2 separate regions of the Homo sapiens genome follow, and region 2 is linked to region 1. A link is an interaction called in ENCODE POLR2A ChIA-PET data of the cell type or tissue named here. Cell type or tissue: Panc1. All regions are shown on one strand.

What was found. Peaks named below come from ENCODE experiments on the same cell type or tissue, not always from the same donor. Only the 100,000 strongest peaks of a DNase experiment are listed, where the experiment ranks them.
Region 2: POLR2A ChIA-PET joins it to region 1 with 21 read pairs; 2 of 35 experiments call an interaction of 5 or more read pairs at or near these places.

Annotation. Positions count from the first base shown.
Region 1 is chr18:49,454,055-49,456,554 of GRCh38, forward strand. All of the region lies in intron 1 of DYM (dymeclin), which reads right to left. Among named protein-coding and RNA genes, the nearest start is that of DYM, 5.3 kb to the right of the region's middle. In Panc1, no CTCF peak of the experiment used is centred here; no DNase peak of the experiment used is centred here.
Region 2 is chr18:48,993,649-48,996,148 of GRCh38, forward strand. No RefSeq gene overlaps it. Among named protein-coding and RNA genes, the nearest start is that of DYM-AS1, 29 kb to the right of the region's middle. RefSeq lists enhancers at 973-1,742, 1,743-2,500. In Panc1, no CTCF peak of the experiment used is centred here; no DNase peak of the experiment used is centred here; H3K27ac peaks cover 490 bases.

The DNA of each region.
Region 1 (2,500 bases):
ACAGAACCACACACGGACATGCCTTTCTTCCAAGGACCCTTAGATTGACCCCAGGAGGAGCCCTAGCTGCTGATCCCCACATGATGCCCCTTTTCAGCAGGAAGTAGCCAGAAAGAGTCATCACCCAACACCCCCTAACAGCAGTTAGGGTTGCCACTCCAGAGCAGGGAATGATGATATAGGAGTTAACAAGGAATTACTTAGGCAGATAGCAAGGGCATGGGAGTCCTCAGTAAGGCTGTTCTTTTTAATGAAAAGCAGCCCCAAATCATTTTCTAACAAAGAGCAGCCTGCAAGCTGGGAGCTTGCACACGATAATGCCTGCAGAAACTAAGGACTAGACATTTTCAAAATGGCGGCTCCATCTTCCCTTCTCTGCCAGCCACATGTACTGTAAAGGAGCAGACAGGATGGTGCCAATCAACTGGAAAGCCCATTTGCATAAGATTAGGTTGAGGCAACCAGCCTTCCCCACACACTCTGTAGACGTCATGCATGATCGAACCAATCTGTGAGCCCTATGTAAATCAGACACTGCCTTCTCCATATAAAAATCTGCTGCAGGCCGGGTGCGGTGGCTCAGGCCTGTAATCCCAACACTTTGGGAGGCCGAGGCCGGTGGATCACGAGGTCAGGAGATCGAGACCATCCTGGCTAACACAGTGAAACCCCGTCTCTACTAAAAATACCAAAAAAAAAAAAAATTAGCCAGGCATTGTGGCCGGCGCCTGTAGTCCCAGCTACTCAGGAGGCTGAGGCAGGAGAATGGCGTAGACCCAGGAGGCAGAGTTTGCAGTGAGCCGAGATCGCGCCACTGCACTCCAGCCTGGGTGATAGAGCGAGACTCTGTCTCAAAAAAAAAAAAAAAAAAAAAAAATCTGCTGCGGTCCATGGCCTCCTCCTTTTTTGGACCTCTCTCTCTCTCTCTCAAGGAGCTGCTCTCCTCTCTCCTTTCTTCTATTAGACTTTCCACTCCTTAACCCACAAAAAAATAAAAATAATAAAGAAAAGGCCAGAAAGTAAGCTGAGGCTTGACGCTTTACAGAGAGACTCACTAAAGGGCATGCCTTCTTACTCCGCACATAGTAACCGTACAACTGCATACATCCTCCCTAAGACTTCCAGATTGATGAATTCTACCCCTATACACTTACAATCCAAAATATCTATGTCTAGTCAGAACTGTCTTTTGAGTGTCAGTCCCGTTTATCTAACTGCCTAACATCTATCACCATCTGATGTCCCAAGGGCACCTCAAACTCCACATGCTCAATACTGAACTGAATATACATCCTTCTCCTTGTCCATCTCTAATTCTCATCTTTTTACACCACTCATTCAGATATCCAAGTCGAGAAATCTAAAGGAAGAGAATGAAAAACAACTAATAGTTATAGTGTATATATTGCTAGGTACATAGAGGTATTTTCATTTAATTCTCTAACAAACATATAAAGTATATATTAGTCCCATTATACAGATAAGAAAACTGAAGTTCAAAAAGGTTGAGTAACATGCCAAAGCAAATAAATGATAGAACTAGGACTCAAACCTAGAGTTTCAAAAAGTATGTAGGTTAGTCTGGGTTCAGAGAAATTAATTATAAAGGAGCAGAGGCCAGGCGCAGTGGCTCCTGTCTGTAATCCCAGCACTTTGGGAGGCCGAGGTGGGTGGATCACCTGAGGTCAGGAGTTCGAGACAGCCTGGGCAAAATGGTGAAAACTCTACTAAAAACAGTACAAAAATTAGCCGGGCATGGTGGCGCATGCCTGTAATCCCAGCTATTCAGGAGGCTGAGGCAGGAGAATCACTTGAACCTGGGAGGCAGAGGTTGCAGTGAGCCGAGATCCCACCACTGCACTCCAGCCTGAGCAACAGAGTCAGACTGTCTCAAAAAAAAAAAAGCAAAAAATGCTAATTCCCTACCCAATCTCCAGTCCTCTCTTCCTTTTAGTAACAGAACTCCATTTTTTTGACCAGGCATATTCCTGTTCAACTAAGATATATTTAAGTCTCTAAGAGTGGACAGTCACTTCTTTATCCCTTCCTCCATCCTGCTGTTAGGAACATGGAAATTTTAGCTAGAACTCCAGCAGCCATCTTGGACCCAGAAATCAAGGGCCATACTTTAGGGTTAACAGTGTAAGAAACTACAAGGAGGCTGGGTTCCTGATGACAGCAGAGCTGCCAAACCAGCCTTTAATCGTCCACCTCTGGACTTCTTTTACAAAAGAAACAAACTAGTCATATGTTTAAGCTATTATTTTTCAGGTCTCTGTTATTCATAGCCAAACCTAAGCCTAACTGATACAGGTAGGGTTTTCAAAGTATTCTGGGTGGAGGGTTGCATGACATATTTTGAAGGAATAATTGTCAAGATTCAGTGACTGACTCAACCTAACAAAGAAATTTGTCATCGATCATATGATGGACAAAAGGTTTTAAATGCCCAAAAGACTGAGCAATAAAAGAAAAGATAAGCTTTTTAAAAATAATTATT
Region 2 (2,500 bases), 460 kb before region 1:
GTCTCCCCAGACCAGGATAACAATCATCTTCCACTCATCCATTGCTCATTGGCCTTTCTGACTCGCCTAGCACCAACCGACAGTATCACGAACTAGTTACTACGCGTTACCAAGGGCTCCTCTCGGTTTGCAGTGATCTCCCGAGCTCCACCTGTTCCCCACACTCCATCCCTCCTCCAAGGCTCAGCACAGTGACCAATGGGACAGAGCCCTGGTGAGCTGGCGGACAAGAGTGAGTCTTCAGGGCCAGGGTTTAAGCCCAGGCCCAGAACAGAAGCCATTTTTATAAATGAAGCATCCGAAATTGAAGCCTGCCAAGATGAAGGCAGAAACAACTTGGCACATTGCTTCCAGGCACGGAAGAAGGAGAAGCGTGTCTGTTTCATACCAGAAACCCTCCGGTTCTGGTTTCTCCAAGCTCGGCCTTTACCTTCTCCTTGACTTGGAAGGGTCGCCTGTGGCCCCGCTCCCCCATCTCTTCTGGAGCTGCCTTCTGTAAAGTGATCTTTCTATATTTACTTAAACTTCTATTTAAAGAGGAATTCCTCATAATTACTCAGCCGCAGAGAGCTGACACTGTTTGGCTCTGTTTATTTAGTTTCTCCTAGTGATTGGCAAAATGTCCTCAGTGGCTTTCAAGAGCAGATATAGACGAATGACCTCTTGGTCATAAAATAAAGTATGATGCTCTTTTCTGTCCTCATGGGAGACGGCATGTGGGGGGGATGTGCCTCACCATCCCACCCCATAAAAACGCTAAATCCAGTCATTTCTGAGGTTGGATTTGTGAAGCAGTTTCATAATTGGTGAAGGGTGCCGTCTCATCCGGGTGTGAGTACATGTGTGGATACAGCACGTGTCCAGCACACGCAGCCTTTCATGTGCACACACAGACGTTCACACCCACACACGGCCTCACAAATGGCAAAGAGCAGACCCGCCAACAAAAGGAGGAAGCAAGAATTAATACATCTGTTTTTTTCTTCAAAAAATTTTAATTGATACTTGGCATTTAGTCCAGTAGGGAAACTAAAATAGCTAGTTATTTGTGTAGAAATAGTTCCCAGGGTGCTTCCCTCCCTTCCTCCCCGCAACCCCTTTACTCCTCCCCCACCCCTGCCCCCGACACAACGACCCTACAGAACATCCAGGGACAACCCTGCTCTGACAAACCCAAAGGGAAAAATGCTGAACATCATTTGTTAAAATGTGGCCAGTAGCAAGACGCAGAGATGGCGGGCAATTTAAAATGTGGCCAGTAGCAGGACGCAGAGATGGTGGGCGATTTGGGGGTTTTGAGGGGAGGGCCTTTGTGCCCTCCAGTTTCGTGCCATTGAGTTTGAAGGCGTGCGGAAAGCAGAGACAACTGTCACGCCTCCCAAACAGTGACCCAACCCACCTAACCCACACCAGTCCCCTGCTTCCCAGGACCCCTTCTCTGTACCGTCCTGCCATAAGCCCTGCAAGACCTGCCTTCCCAGGAGAACTCCCATCTCCACATCCTGCTCCCCAGGTCCCAGCGCCTCTCCCACCCATCAGCCCTTGAGTGGATGCCTCGGCACGGGGGTCACACTCAGAGCTCCCCACTGCCTTCCCACTCAATGCTTTTCAGTTGGCTTTGTGGAGTGTTTGCCCTCTGCAGTCAGACTCTGTCTTTTGAGGGGTACAGGGCCTGTAACTTGAGCCCCAGCAGTGTCCTCACACCTCCAGTACACAGAGGAGGGACCCACATGGAGCAGGTGGTGGTGATAGCCTGTGCCTGTGGCTGGATTCTATGGTCTGCCCTAACAAGGCACAGCTCAGGAACCCAAGAGCTGTCTGTGATATTGACCAAGGGCCCTTCTTGGAAACCTCCTTGTGGCCAGGCCCAGAAATAGGATGGCAGGAGAAGCCGCCAGACCTCCTAGGCATGGGCTCCCTTTCAGAATCCTCCAAGCTGGTGAGGACGGCGGGAAGGCAGAGTACAGGGCAGACAGTGATGCCCGCCTGGAGCCAGGCCGGGGATCAGCCTAGGCGCAAGCCACGCATCCACATGGGTTCCTCTGCATTGAGAACTGCCGACAGGACGTCCTCGGAGTCCCAAGCAATTGTCTGGTTTGTGATGGACCCATCTTTCATTTCTTGATTATTCAGTAGCTTCGTGTCCTAGAAACCAAGAGGACCATTTCTATAAAAGAGGTTGGTTGAATAAAGACAGCGTGAGAATAGAGGAGCTCCTATTCCCGAAGTCAGCTGCCTGTTCTGCTTTCAGGCCCAGCAAACACCCCAGCCAGAGGAACTGGGGCCCTTTGCCCCTTCATGGTGTTCGCAGCCCCTCATCACCCGCTCCCCTGGAAGGCCTGCTGAAATGCAGATGTCCATAAGGTCTCCCACACACCCAGTTTCAGCAGCTCTAGCTTGGGTCTAGGATAGTCACTCAACAAACACGTATTGAGCAGCCACCATCTTCCAGGAGCCCTGCTGAAGTGGCAGCGGATAAGGCAGGTGGCTCCCTGCTTTC